2 separate regions of the Homo sapiens genome follow, and region 2 is linked to region 1. A link is a contact called in ENCODE Hi-C or POLR2A ChIA-PET data. All regions are on one chromosome and are shown on one strand. Each heading gives the region's core, a stretch centred on a gene start or an enhancer-like site at or near the end of the contact. The rest is flanking DNA. Distances are from core to core; before and after follow the strand shown.

The links. Hi-C counts contacts between places; a loop is a spot of excess contacts on that map. ChIA-PET counts read pairs that join two places held with the same protein, here RNA polymerase II (POLR2A). Pooled maps may share reads with other maps.
Region 2: a loop to region 1 is called in a map of dorsolateral prefrontal cortex, with 4 times the contacts of the local background. The contact joins the promoter of POP4 here to the promoter of VSTM2B in region 1. A Hi-C loop is called at or near these places in 2 of 168 maps with a recorded cell type or tissue (dorsolateral prefrontal cortex and endothelial cell of hepatic sinusoid), 3 of 37 single-sample maps with no recorded cell type and 8 of 50 pooled maps. POLR2A ChIA-PET finds 5 or more read pairs at or near these places in 11 of 52 experiments (A549, H1, HEK293 and 6 more).

Annotation. Positions count from the first base shown.
Region 1 is chr19:29,522,476-29,529,463 of GRCh38, reverse strand. It overlaps VSTM2B (V-set and transmembrane domain containing 2B), which reads right to left and starts at 3,470. Exons shown (of 5, transcript NM_001146339.2): 1 at 2,799-3,470; 2 at 2,069-2,253; 3 at 1,002-1,031. The coding sequence starts at 2,880. VSTM2B-DT (VSTM2B divergent transcript) reads left to right here and starts at 3,714. Exons shown (of 10, transcript NR_040029.2): 1 at 3,714-4,040. It overlaps LOC124904683 (a long non-coding RNA gene), which reads left to right and starts at 184. Exons shown (of 2, transcript XR_007067215.1): 1 at 184-423.
Region 2 is chr19:29,602,290-29,609,558 of GRCh38, reverse strand. POP4 (POP4 ribonuclease P/MRP subunit) reads right to left here and starts at 3,276. Exons shown (of 7, transcript NM_006627.3): 1 at 3,234-3,276; 2 at 850-902. The coding sequence starts at 3,240. RefSeq lists an enhancer at 3,134-3,623.

The DNA of each region.
Region 1 (6,988 bases), core at 2,221-4,720:
GGAAACCCCAGGCTGGATTCCTTGTTCCTTAACTTCCCCACGTCTTTCCCGCCCCGACGCGCTCCAACCGACAGTCCCGCCCCAGCCGGCCCTCCTCACCTCCCGGAGCACGGAGGGCCTGCCCGAATCGCTTCCTAAGGAAAGCCACCCTGTCACCGGACCCCGCCCTTTACAGCTAACACTGTGCTTTCTTAAGAAGGCAAGCAACGCTGAGGCTGCTGCCTGGCTCCCTGGCCACCTGCTACCAACCCGCCTTTCCGCGGGATCTCCAGAAGCCCCCCAGCGAAGTGCTCCTCCCCTGCGCCCCGGTGGGGACTTCGGGAAGTACTGCTCTACGGCTCTCAACAAACACCCAGGGAGCCCTCACCTCTGAACCGAGCCCACGAGGAGGCTTCGTCATCTCCAGGCCTTTCTACGCTCCAGGTGGGAAGCTTGGGCGCATCTCCTCCCAGAGTTAGCAACCCCATGACCCGGGCCCCTCGCAGCCTGGCACAACCACCCCCTACCCCGTCCCCTGCAAGCCTGCAACACCCCGCACCCAGACCCGCAATCCAGGCGGAGGATAAAGGGTTGCAGCGGAGGGCGCAGAGCAGATGCTCAGGGCGGGGCAGAGGGGGCGGGAAGCTGGCGCCACGGTCGCGGCGAGGGCGAGCAGCCGCGCGCTCCCGGTGCTAGGAGGAATGCCCGCAGAGCGGAGGCTGGCAGGCGCGAGAGGCCCTAAGCGCGCAGTCCGACCAAGGGGAGTTTTACAGGTCAGCGCCGAGCCGAATTAGGGGACTCAAGCCTTGGACCCTTGATTTACACAAAAGAGAACCCGACCCTGCAACCGGCGACAGATGGCGCCCGGACACGCCGAGCAGCCACCGATGCAAGGCTGCGATCGCTGCCCTACTTGCGCGGCCCCACATGCGCGGCCGCCGCGGCTTGCTAAGGGAGGGAGCTGCGGGACCCGAGGCGGCCAGAAGGGGTCTCCCGCGGCCCGCGCTGGGCTCCACACTTACGCTGATTTTAGTTGCATCCTTATTTGTTACCTAAAATGCAAAGAGGGAGAGAGAGACGTGAGGCTCGCGGCCTTCTGGCTAGGGGAACTCGGATCCGCCTTTAGGCAAGGGCACCCTCCTCCGGCAGGCTAGGACCGAAACCGCCCGGGGGATGGGGGTTGAGGGCACAAAGGACGTCCGGCTTTCCAAGAGTTTCCCAGGAGGAAGCGGGCTTTGGAGCTAGCATGGTGCCTGACCAACGGGTGGCTGCCCTGGTGCACACCTGCCGGCTGAACTGGGGAGACTGGATGGACACCAGGGTGGGAAGGAAAGCCCCTCTCCTTCCCTCTGGGCATCCTTAGGCCCTGCCGCGTGGCTCAAAATCCTCCCCCAGCTCACTGGGAGCCGTGAAGAACTGGAGGGAGGGCCGCTGTGTCTGGACAGCACCCAGCGGGAGGCTCAGTGGGAGTAACTCTGGGTGGGACCCTGGGAGAATGTAGGTGTGTGTAGGTGTAGGTGTGTGTGTAGGTGTGTGTGCACGCGAGCACACTAGAGTGTGTAAGAGAGTGTGGGTTTTGAGGCAGACAGGCAGCGTGGGCCTGTTTTCGGCCACAGAGAAGTGGCCCCTCTGTGCCCCTGAGGGCTGGAGGTCCTGCCGGCTTTCCGGTACTCGGTTTTCTGGTGGCCTCTGGAACGCAGCCGTGGGAGCCCTGGGGTCCTCAAAGTGGCAGAGGGCGGGGAGAGCCTGATGGGACCAAGGGGGCTTCCTTCACTACCCAGCACCCATCAGAGGGCCGCAGCCAGCGAGCACGAGCAAGCGACCAGGCTGAGGTGTGGCTCTTTAGGGGCTGGGCGTGAATGGAGTTCTGGGAGGTGGTGGGAACAGCGATGCTGTCAAAATAATTGACAGGTTTGGGGGTAACCACTGCTGACTTTGAAGATGCTTTGGGATGCGAAGGTGGAAGATGGGCTGCGCCACAGGGCGGCGCCCTGCGCGAGTGAAGCCCGCTGCTTCCCTCCCTGGGTTAGCCTTCGCCGCCCCGGGCGCGAGCCGGGCGCGCGCCGGTACCGCGTGGGCGGCGGGTTACCTTGCTCCGGGCGCCCGGCACGCTGAGCGCCAGCTCGTGCAGCAGCTCCCGGGGTGGCTCCTTGAGGTACCACCACTGAATCTCCAGCGAATACGAGGTGGCTCCGCTGGCCCGGAACGCGCAGGGCATTTCGATGTCGTCTCCCTCCCGTACTGTCACATCTTTGGGGACTTCTGTGAATGCAGCTGGGGGTGGGGAGAGAGAGAGAGGCGTGACCAGCTGTAGGTCGGGGGCCTGGGGCAACCTAAAGCGAGGCAGTCGGTCTCTGGCTGGCTGGCCTTGTGCCCCCCACCCCGCAGCTGCTCCCTGGCGCACGGCCGGAGGGGCTAGCAAAGTTCGGGGAAGCGGCTGCAGGGCCGAGGCAGGGACCGGCCATCGGCTGCCTACTGCTTCCCTCCGGATGGGGCGGGGCGGCAGGGGCGACTCGTGCTTCTCCCCCGCCCCTGGCCGCACCGCCAGAGCCTGGCTGGGGCGCGCCTACTCCCGCTCCCCGCAGGCATCCTTTCCGCAGCCGGGGCCCCGGCGGGACTGGGAACGACTCGGGCGCGGCGCTGCTGCTGCGGCGACCCTTCGCCGCTCGCCTCTCCCTACCCCTCCGGGCCCAGGCTGCACAGCGGGATTGCTGGAGACCGCGAAGCTTCCCGGTTCGTTCTCTTTCTTCTTCTTCTCGGTGGCGGCCCCAGCAAAGACCCCCCCGAGTCCACAGCGGCAGCAAAGTTCCCGCGCTCACCGTCGGCCACGAAGAGCAGCAGGGCATGCAGCAGCAGAGGCGGCAGGTATCCGAGGGCACCGAGCCGGTTCCGCTGTTCCATCTCCCGCGGGGGGCGCGGTGGCGGCGGGGGCCCGGGAGCGGAGAGGCGGCGGCCGCGTGGGCTCGGATCGGCTCCGGCTCGGGCTAGGACGCCTCCGAGCCTGCCATGGCCCCGCGCGGCGCCCCCTCCCCTGGCCGCCGGCGGCCGCCAATCAGCCCCGCTCCCTCGCCGGCTTGCCCGGTGCGGCTCCGGCGGGGGGCGCTGCGCGGGGTGTGCAGGAGACGCGGTCCCACCGGGAGGCTGCTGGCGATCGGTCAGTGCCTCTCTCTGTCCGGTCGTCCACAGGACGGTGGGGATCCGCGGTTCAGTCTCTGCCCGGCGGGCCGGGCAGGGGCTGGGCCGCGCCGGGACCCATCCCTGGCCGAGGGAGTGCGTGCCACGGAGCCGCGAGCTTCTGCCTCCCTGTCTCCTTCTGGTTCTGCTCCCGATTGCCACCTCCTTCGGCTCCCGCAGCCGCCCCCGCCGGTTCCTCCGCGGCTCTTTCCGCAGGGCGAGTGGGCGCTCAGCCGCGGCGCGCAGACCTGGCGTCCGACCCAGCGCAGCGCGGGGAGAGCGGGTCCGGCGTGGCGGACCCGGAGCCGGAGAGAGGCGGGGAGAGGGGGAGGGGAGGGGAAGGGAGGGGGCGGTCAGTGGCTGGGCGCCAAGCCGCCTCCACCGCTGCATCGCCCCCGCCCTCCCCTCTCCTGCCACAGCCCGCCCCGCCCCCGCCCCAGAGCGCTCCCCCTCTCTCCTCGGGGGTCGCTCGGAGGGACCACCGTCTTTCTGGTTGGAGTACAGCCCCGCCCCGCACCCGCTTGGGTTGGGAGTCCTCCCACCCAAACTCTCCCTGGCTTCTTCCCAGTCTGCACGGCTCGAGACGGCCGCTCATCCCTGCTCCCCGTGTGTCCCTCGGTCCTCTCTGCAGCTCCCAGCCCTCAACTCCTTACCCCAGTTTGGGCAACCAGCTGCCCCGCTGTTTGGCCCAGGCCTGGGCCATGACGGATGGGTGGGCGCCCGGGGCCGCGAGAAGGGCGGAACGCTGTGCCCAGCCGGAGACTACGCTGGGTGGCGGCGGCAGCGCCGGGAGTCTGCAGTGCGCGAGGGAGAAGTGAGCGCACAGCGCCCAGCGAGCAGGTGCCTGCGGCGCGGAGAGCGCACACGCTAGCCAGCCCGCAGCGGCCGTGAGTGACGGCAGGGGCGGCGGGGGTGGGGTGGGGTGGGGAGCGCCGGGCACGACTCAGGGCCCGGGAGGTTTCCGGGAGGGGGCGGGGTTCCTGCCCCTGGATCGCGGGTCCCTGTGTCTCCACGCGCTCTTCGCCGGTCGTGGCCCCTTCTTTGCCCGGTGCAAAGCGAGATGCCGAGGCGGCAGGAAGCCGGAACCCATCCCCCGCCTGCTCTGGCGTACTCGGCATCCCGGTACCTCCCCCAGCCTTCACCCGGAGTCTGCTCCCTCCCCAGCCATCTGAGGGAGCGCGGTCTGGTCCCCGAAGGCAAATGCGGGGTGGACATGTGGTTCGGACGCAGCGCGTAGTCATAGTCATAGGGGCGAGTCCTAAGGCTCGCCTTGGGTCTCTCCTATCTCCTTCCCCCGGGAGTCCCCAGCTAGTGCGTTTCGGCACCTCTGCCCCTACCCCGGCCCCTACGCCTCAGCTCTGACCTCAGGTTGGGGTGGGGCAGCCCGGTGGATTCACGTGCCTGCTTCCCCGGCTACCAGCCTCCCGGAGGCACCGCCAGAGGATTCCCTGGGAGCCAAGGAGAAGGAAACCCAGAGGGAAAACACTCTCCAGCAGCCACCCTGGTCCAGGCGGCCAGCGCAGCACAGCTCAGAGGGGAGGAGCTGCAGGCCCTCTCCAAGGCTGTCCTCGCCAGCGGGTGCCCGGGGCCAGCCCTTCTTGCCTCCAGTGCCTGCCTTTCAGTTTCCTCGTCTATGGCCCAGGAGTCACTCCCACCCCCTGGCTCACTGTGGCTCATCTATCAAGCCCTTGTTTTCTAAGGTCTCCTGCTGGGGGCAAAGGGAAGAAGGGGGTCCTATAGGACTTTCCTCCTTTCCCTCAAGTTCCTCTCTAGGGGCTCCACAGAGGCAGTTGCCAGCTCCTTCTGTCATGGCAGGAGCTTTTCCTAGGAAATCCCATGTGCCCTTAGAAACCACTTTGGACCCCCGAATGTAAGACCCTGCCAGGCCCCATTGCTGTCCTCAGCTTCTGAAGGGAGAGGGCAGACTTGCACCGCTCTATGCAGATTCAGGACCACAGCGGGGTTCCAGGAAAGCAGGCTCATTTGGGGACTGATTCCAAGCAGGGTTCTGAAGAAAGAGCTAGCCCACTGCGCAGTGGCCCACCTGGAGAGGTAGCAGTCTCCTTTCCTGATGCCAGATCCAAGCAGAGGCTAATGCTGGAGACCAGCGATGCCCGTGGGAGAATCCCTGTAGCTAGAGGGAATTATCTGGAAGTAATTTATCCCTGTACCGCCTTGTGGGGTTGGGTGTTTCTTGCCCACTGCATGAGTTGGTATTACTCTAAGAGCGACAGATACATGTTTTCACATGCTTTCCATGTACTAGACACTTTCTAGGCATCAGTTCTCAACATGACAAAGAGATCCTTCTCAGGGAAATCAGATCCCTCTTCCACTGCTGAAAAACCCCACAGTGGCTCCCATTTCACTTGGCATAAACACCAGTGGCCTTGCAGTGGCTGCCAAGGTCAAACCATCTGCCTTTCTGCTTCCTGCTCACCCTTTTCCTTCATCTTCTCATCTTTTCTGTCTTCTCCATAGCTCACACTCCCCTAGCCACACTGTTCTCCTTCCTACAATGCAGCACACTGGGCATGCTTCTACCCCAGGGCCCTTGCACCAGCCGCACCATCTGGTTGACATGCTTCTCCCACAGATACTTGCTTGGCTAACTCCGTTGTGCTCTGGTTTTTGTCAAGCAGTCACCTTCTCCATGAGGCCCACCTGGGCCACCATATTTAACACTGCAGTCTACACTGCCTCTCCTCCCACCACCCAGCACTCCCAGGCCCTCACTCTGCTTCCTTTATTTTTTCCATTTCGCCAGCCATCTTCCAACACATGGGACCACATCCTTATTTATTGAGTGTCTTGTTGCAGGTCTCTAAGACTGTGCCTGCCTTGTTCACTGATGTATCTCTAGCGCCTACAACAGGGTCGGGCACAGAGTAGGAGCTCAGTAAATACTTGTGGAATGAATGAATGAGCTCATTTTACCTCAATCACAACTCCAGGGGTAGACATGGTGATTTCACTCCATTTTATGGTTGAAGCTCAGAAGCTTACGGAACTTGCCCAAGGTCACATAGTTAGTAAGTGGCTGAGTGACGCATCAACCCAAAGCCTGTCTTACTCTGGGGTCCTGGATCTTAACCAAAACACTAAGCTCTTCCCTCCTCCAGGTGAGCCCCTGGTCCTGATGCCTCGAGTTGGTGTGGAGAGCAAGGCCCTACCCTTGACTGATGGGAGCAAGGAGCAGCCTGAGCTAGACTTGTAGTCTCTTTCCTGTCTGTTCAGCTTGGTCTATCTGTTTTCTGCCCTGCCTTGTAGACTGTGATGAGAGCAGCTGACCCACCTTCACTATGGTTTTTTTTTTTTTTTTTTTTGACACGGTCTTTTTCTGTTGTCCAGGCTGGAGTGCAGTGGCACGATCTTAGCTCACTGCACCTCAACGTCCTGAGCTCAAGCACCTCAGCCTCCAGAGTTATCATGCTGACACCAGGAGGATTAGCCCACCATGCCTTGCTAATATATATATATTTTTTTTGTAGAGATGGGGTGTTGCTATGTTGCCTAGGCTGGTCTTGAACCCCTGGGCTCAAGCGATCCTTCTGCCTCAGCCTTCCAAGTAGCTAGGACTACAGGCATGCACCATCACACTTGGCTAATTTTGTGCTTAAAATTTTTGTAGAGGTGAGTTCTTGCTCTGTTGCCCAGGTTGGTCTTGAACCCCTGGGCTCAAGCCATCTTCGTGTCTCAGCCTTCTAAGTAGCTGAGACTACAGGCATGCGCCACCATACCCAGCTAATTTTTAAAATGTTTTTTGTAGAGATGGGGTCTTGCTGTTGCCCAGGCTGGTCTTGAATGCCTGGGCTCAAGCGATCCTTCTGCCTCA
Region 2 (7,269 bases), core at 2,027-4,526, 80 kb before region 1:
GCCACTGCCCTCATGCCTGCCACAGACCTGGGCAGTTCTCTCTCCTGAGGGCCTGTCTCCTGGCTGGGCTGTTTCCTGAGCTCTTTTTGCACTAGCCAGGTGCTAAATGCTAAGACTGAGGCTGACAGACTGATGCTGATCTGTCAATAGTAACGCAGCCTTCCTTCTGTGGGAGAGCAATGGGGATGGGAAGATAGGGTACATATAGCCTTCGAGGGAGCTCACAGTATGATGGTGGGAACTCTGCTTCAGCTTTGCACCTGTAGATGCTAACTAAAAATTAATTCACTCTCGTCATTGTGACTATAATAGGACAATGATCTGATTCTCTTAAATACCTGAGTGGCTCATCTTTCATGGAGAAGCAAAATAAAGGTATACTGGTCTTTCAAAATCTTGCTTTCAAGGTAATGCTCTCATTATGAGCCACAAGAGGAACTTTTGCAAAACTGACAAAGCAGGCCGAGGCATTCAGATATAATCTGTAAATTTCACTTATGATATGTGATTGCACACCTTCTGCAGAAGTGCAGAGGGCACAGTGACAAGGTTGAATGATGCTGCCCACCACGTGGGCACAGCCTGGTGTCCCCAACACAGTGGGAAATGATAAAAGGTTAAGGAAAGCCTCATTTTACCAAACTTGACTTTGGCACAACAGAAAAGGAGGCTGGCACGTGGGAACAGGTAATGAGAACTACAGACTTTGATCCAGCCTTAGATGTCTGCCAGAAAAATGAGGAGTATGATGTGGGAAAGGACATCTCAATCAGTGCTGGGGGCTCAGAAGCTACTGAGCCATCTTTGCCATCACCTCTGTTGCTCCTGGACTCCCTGCCAAGAACTGACCTGGACATCGGAGTCATTCGCCTCTTTCTGAGACAATGCATGGTAGATCACACCTGGGGGATTAAAAAAAAGAAATGATCAATTCTTGTTGGGTATGGCTGTAAGACCCAAGACTTTTCTAACTATGAAAATAACTACGCCACTAGGCGCAGTGGCTCATACCTGTAGTCCTAGCACTTTGGGAGGCCAAGGCGGGCGGATCCTGACCCAAGGTCAGGAGTTCAAGACCGGCCTGGCCAACATGGTGAAACCCCGTCTCTACTAAAAATACAAAAATTAGCCGGGGATGGTGGCTTGCACTTGTATTCCCAGCTACATGGGAGATTGAGGCAGGAGAATCGCTGGAACCTGGGAGGCAGAGGCTGCAATGCGCCAAGATCGTGCCATTGCACTCCAGCCTGGGTGACAGAGTGAGACTCTGTCTCAAAAAAAAAAAAAAAAAAAAAAGAAAAGAAAAGAAAAGAAAATAACTACACTTCTACACTTATAGCAGAACAACTGCTTATTCAGAGATAGGAGAAGATGAGGTTGGTATTAAGAGCAAAGCTTTCTTGGATGCCTCTTATCCCACCCTCTGGCCACATCTATGCTAGAAGTTCCAAGCACATGGTTTAAAAAGAATGCTTCTCAAAATTTAACGTGTGTAAAAATCTCTGGGATCTTATTAAAATGCAGATTATTGGTCTCCTACCCTAGATCCTGAGTGTTTAACATATTCCCAGATACTACTGCAGGTCAGTGAATCACATTTTGAGTTGCATTGGTTTAAAATACCCCAAGTTAGAAGCTTGAGCACTTGCTAACAAGGTAACTCATTAAAAGTTATATGATATAGCTGTCTAGGATGTAGATGGTTAGAAATAGGTTTTGTTAACTGTAAGATGTTTAAAAAGATTCTTCACATTTTAATATGAAATTATAATGTGTCACATAATCGATGGTGTCCTGAACTGATAAAATACAAGTTTTTCCTTTAAACTCAAAATATACATTGGTCAATAAAGTTTCAACCTCTAAAATAAATTCCACACTTCTGTTTCTTAATTTTTTGAAAGAAGAAAACCATGGCACTGGGGACAGAGTACAGGTGTGAATGGAATAAGAATGGGACTACTAAGGCCTGGTTTATGAGCTAAATAGCTAGAAAATGTAATTTACACTATACTCTGTAAATTTAATTCCAGCTTTCTTGTACTTCCCTGAGAATGTTTGATGCAAGGTGGTTACAAGTTTTTTTTTTTTGTTGTTTGTTTGTTTGTTTTGATACTGGGTTTTGCTCTGTTGCCCTGGCTGGAGTGCAGTGGCACAATCATAGCTCACTGCAACTTCGACCTCCTGGTTTCAAGTGATCCTCCCACCTCAGTCTCCTGAGTAGCTGAGACTACAGGTGTGTGCCACCACACCTGGCTAATTCTTTTTTTTTTTTTCCAGTTTTTGTAGAGACAGGGTCTCGCTATGTTGTTGCCCAAGTTGGTCTTCAACTCTTGGCCTCAAGTGATCCCCCTGCCTCAGCCTCCCAAAGTGCTGGGACCACAGGCGTGTCCCACCACACCCAGCCAGGTATGTTTGTTTGATCAAGCAAACCAATGTGGTTGCAAGTTTTATATATAGCATCTAGTTCTCCCTCAAATGGAAGATGGGGATTATAAACTGTAGAGAGCAACTTGCGGGGCCTGATAACTTTGCTTCATCTGTTACAGGTGCTTAGTAACAGACTTGGAAGTCTTTCTGCAACAATACACATCTAACAATTACTGAACATCCATTACTTGCCAGAAACCTCATTACAAGGTACACATATTTTTTCTCATTACACTTATGTGCATGAGCAAACTGAAGCTCAGACATGCCGAGACAATCTACTTGATCATATAGGTAGAAAGTGGCAGAGATGAAAAATAAAAATTCTGATTGAAGGCCCAGTCTTAACGGTGTCTACACGCCCCTCCTTGGCACATGTCTTCTACCCCTAAGGACCAAAGCTTTGGGTTAGTGATATCATTCCCCAGCAGCTCTCGGCGCTTTGCATCAGGTTAAGAGTGTGAAACCAGCTCGCAGAAAGGAGCAGGATCTTGACCGCGGTCACCCCGGGAGATAGTGGCCAAGTTGAGCCAAGGCCTGGAACCCTCCTCTAGCATCGCACACCACTGAGCAGCCTCCGGGAGAACCTGCCTCCAGCCCTGACATCCCTCCCTAGCTCAGAGGTCGAGCCAGGCTAACCCGTGCTCCAGCCCTCAGTTTTTCTTAGGTAGGGTGGGCCCATTCCTGTAGCGGTTCTGTTAGGACTCCGCAGCAACAGGTAGCCCGGACCCATTTCACCCACCAGTACCAAGACCCCGACCCTTAACGTCCCCAACCCTCTCCAACTTCGCGGCCCCGCTTACTCTTCATTCTCGGACCGCTTCCGGCGCTCTCTGATGACGCACTGGCAGCTGCTGTCGCAGACTCTCGGAGCTCGGAGATGGCGCTATGCGTGACATCACCGGCGCTCGCCCACCTCGGGGGCGCATGCGCCTGGAAAGGGATTCGGCTACTGAGAACGTCGTAGGCGGTGTTGCTGAGCAGTGGGGAGGAGTGGGCTCGCTTCCTGGGGTCTTTTCCGCCTGCATCTTTTGGGGGACAGGCAGTAGGGTTGGGGTAAAGGCATGTGGAATGCTTGCTAAGGCCTGGAGTGGAGCGAGGCGAGGCGACTTGGAGAGGACTCGAAGGAGGTTGGGGATCTGGGAGGGCGGAAATGGGACGGGGACGGTGGGGTGAGGTCTTTGTCGTCCCTAATCAGCGCCCTTACGGATGAGCCGAGGCAGCTTCCGCTGTGAGCACGGGCACCGAAGCTGGGACAGCAGGCTTAGGTTCTAGTTCCGTGTCTGCTGCTAACTAGCTGTTTAACCTCGCTTAGGGCACTTCCCATCTGTAAGCCTCACTTGCAGTCTGTGCTGTGAGTGGGGTCGGCCTCACAGGTAGTGATGCGCCGCCTGGGTCCCTTTGATAGTTTCAGAAAGCTTTCTTGAGACTCAGAATATTTATTAGTTTTTATCAATAAAAAAATCATAGCAATAAGATCAAAGGTGGCTCACACCGTGGGAGGCGCAGGCGGGAGGATCTCTTGAGCCCAGGAGTTCGAGACCAGCCTGGGCAACATCGGGAGACCCCATCTCTACAAAACATTTAAAAAAAATTATCCAGGCGTGGTGGTGCGTGCTTGTAGTCCCAACTACTCGGGTATCTGAGGTGGGAGGATCAGTTGAGCCCAAGGAGTTTAGGGCTGCAGTGAACCTGGATTGCGCTACTGCACTCCAGCCTGGGTGACAGAGTGAGACCCTGTCTCCAAAATAAATAAATAAATTCCATATAAATAAATAAATGAATAAACAAACTCCATTGCTCAGTGGAAAGGTGCAGGAAGGCCTGGTGCAGACTTCTCAGCAGTGACCCAGTGTTGGGCAGAACTGTGGAGCCCCAATTTCTGCTGAGCACTGGGCCTGTGCTGGGTGGGAGAGAAAAGAAATACGGTCCCTTTATGCTAAGTCAGTGGTTCTCAACTTTGAGTACAGTATACATTTCTTTACAGGGGATTCTGGGAGTATGTCCAAAGGTTTTAGTTTGAGAAACATTGGCTTAAACAATTTCTTTGGTGGTGACCTTGTACCATTTTGATTTTAAACATTAGACTGCAGGCACTGAAATTGGTTCATCCCAGTGACCCCGCGTGCATTGACTTTATAAAATTTATGTATTAGTTTTTGCATATGTAGTACACTTATGCATTTATTTTATACGTATAAAATTTGGAAAGACCACATTTAAACCAAAACATGCTGCCTTTGCAGATGCCTGAAAATTGTAATTTATGGGACTGATAGAGAACTTTTATTATTTTTAAAATTAACCAATAAGAATTGTATGTATTTATGGTATACAATATGGTTTGAAATGTGTATACATTGTGTAATGGCTAAATGAGCTATGAGCGATGCTAATACACTCATTTTGTGATGAGAACACTTCAGACCTACTCTCAGTGAAATTCAGGTTATTAACTGAAATTCACTGTTATTAACTATAGTCACCATGTTGTACAATAGAGCCCTTCACAAATGTGAACTTTAAAATCAAATGAGACAGCAGAAGATGTTAGCCAGTTTCAGAGCTGTGTACTCAAGGGGGGCCCTTTTAGGCAAGACCTCTGTGATTATGGAGATTAATGAGAAGACCTGTGTCTTTGAAAGTTTTTTTCTAGGGTTGTTAGGACTCTTAACTCCCAGTTGACTCCTTCTGGGATCCCTGGATAACTGCCAGTCTCCCCTCGAATTCCCTGATGGTGGTGGGGTGGGTCGTCCTTGAGTTGCAATTACAACATAGTTCCTTCATCATTAAAATATTTTTTTTTTTGAGACGGAGTCTTGCTGTGTTGTCCAGGCTGGAGTGCAATGGTGTGATCTCGGCTCACTGCAACCTCTGCCTCCTAGGTTGAAGTGATTCTCCTGCCTCAGCCTCCTGAGTAGCTGAGATTACAGGCACACACCACCACGCCCAGCTAATTTTTGTATTTTTAGTAGAGACAGGGTTTTACCATGTTGGTCAGGTTGGTCTCGAACTCCTGATCTCATGATCCACCCGCCTCGGCCTCCCAAAGTGCTGAGATTACAGGGGTGAGCCACTGCGCCCAGCCTAAAATATTTTTTAAAAAGCAAACAAACAAAAAAAATAAAAAGCAAACAAACCACTTGATTATTCTCAGAAAATGTTTCTGTATGCAGAGAGATACCTGTGAGGATGTTTGTGATTTTTGTTTATAATAGCAAAAACTTAAAAACAATGCTATATTTGATCATAGTGGATCAAGCAAATTAACTATGTGCTAATTAGGTAATTAGGTATGCTAATTAATGCATTATTAAATGCATTAATTTACCTGATTAGTTAGCACACACTTAATTTGCTTGATCCACAGACCAAATACAGGATCACAATCACAGGGTAAGCTTTCATTTCAAATTTCTTGGTATCATACCTGGAGATTCGTTTTTATCCAGTGGGTCTCAATAATCTGTTTTTATAAGGTGGGTCCCAGTAATCTGTTTTTATAAACTGTTCCTAGGTATGGCACATTTGTTACAGTAGGTAGGTAGTCAGGTATGAGCAGGGCAGGAGAAGGCTCCCCGCTACACACACCAGGGGTGTTGGGCCACCATCAGGTGATGGTCAGGTGGTTGTTAACTGTTTCTCTAAAGTAATTGGCCACAGCTGGCGCTAGGGAACAGGCAGCCGCCTAACAGATAGAAAACACCTGAAACTGATCAGCAGCTTCCTGTAAGATCTCAGGAGTGGGGAGAAGTAATGTAAGATCCTGGAAGTAGATCCTGGAAGTAGGCCAACGTGTAAAACCCCAAGTCAAGGGGTCAGGCTGCGCTCTTGGTTTCTCAAGTTGCCTGCTTGTCCTTCCAACTTGTATAATACTTTCCTTTTCTTTCCTTTCCTTACTGTTCAAAAGCTTTGCTTTTTTTTTTTTTTTTTTCCGAGACGGAGTCTTGCTCTATCTCCTAGGCTGGAGTGCAGTGGCACGATCTTGGCTCACTGCAACCTCCACCTCCCAGGTTCAAGCGATTCTCCTGCCTCAGCCTCCCAAGTAGCTGGGATTAGAGACACACACCACCATACCCAGCTAATTTTTGTATTTTTAGTAGAGATGGGGTTTCACCATGTTGGTCAGGCTGGTCTCGAATTCCTGACCTTGTGATCCACCCGCCTCGGCCTCCCAAAGTGCTGGGATTACAGGTGTGAGCCATCATGCCCGGCCTAAAGCTTTTTAATAAACTTCCACTCCTGCTCTGAAACTTGCCTTGGTCTCTTTCTGCTTTTTGCCCCTCAGTCAAATTCTTTCTTTTGACAAGGCAAAGATTGAAGTTGCTGCGAACGCGTACGGATTCGTCTCCAGTTACTTGGGGTAACTCGGTTCTCTGCCACTGCTAACACATTTCTATAACATGATGGATTACCATGCAGCCATTAAACAAATTACATACAATTTTTAAAAAGGTTACAAACTAATAAAGCCAAATATATACACAATAGTTACATGAATATACTAAAAGTTTGTATAACCGGGTAAGTGAAGTTATGGGAGATTTTTCCTTTTGTTTCTCTTTTCTAAATTGCATTTGGTGAAAAGACTTTAATTTTTTTCTTTTTTATAGCTATAAATGATAAACTTTCAAACATGGATACACATGTGTTTTCCCAGTAGTGGCTTTGTGAAAGTTCCACGAGAAGTCAATGTTTGATGGAATCATTGCAGGTGACTCCCCTCCGACCTCCAGCAATTTATTATGAAAAACTTCAAATATACAGAATAATGGAAACATTTAAACAGTGAACACCCATATGCTTTTTGATTCTACAATTCACACTTTGTTGTATTTG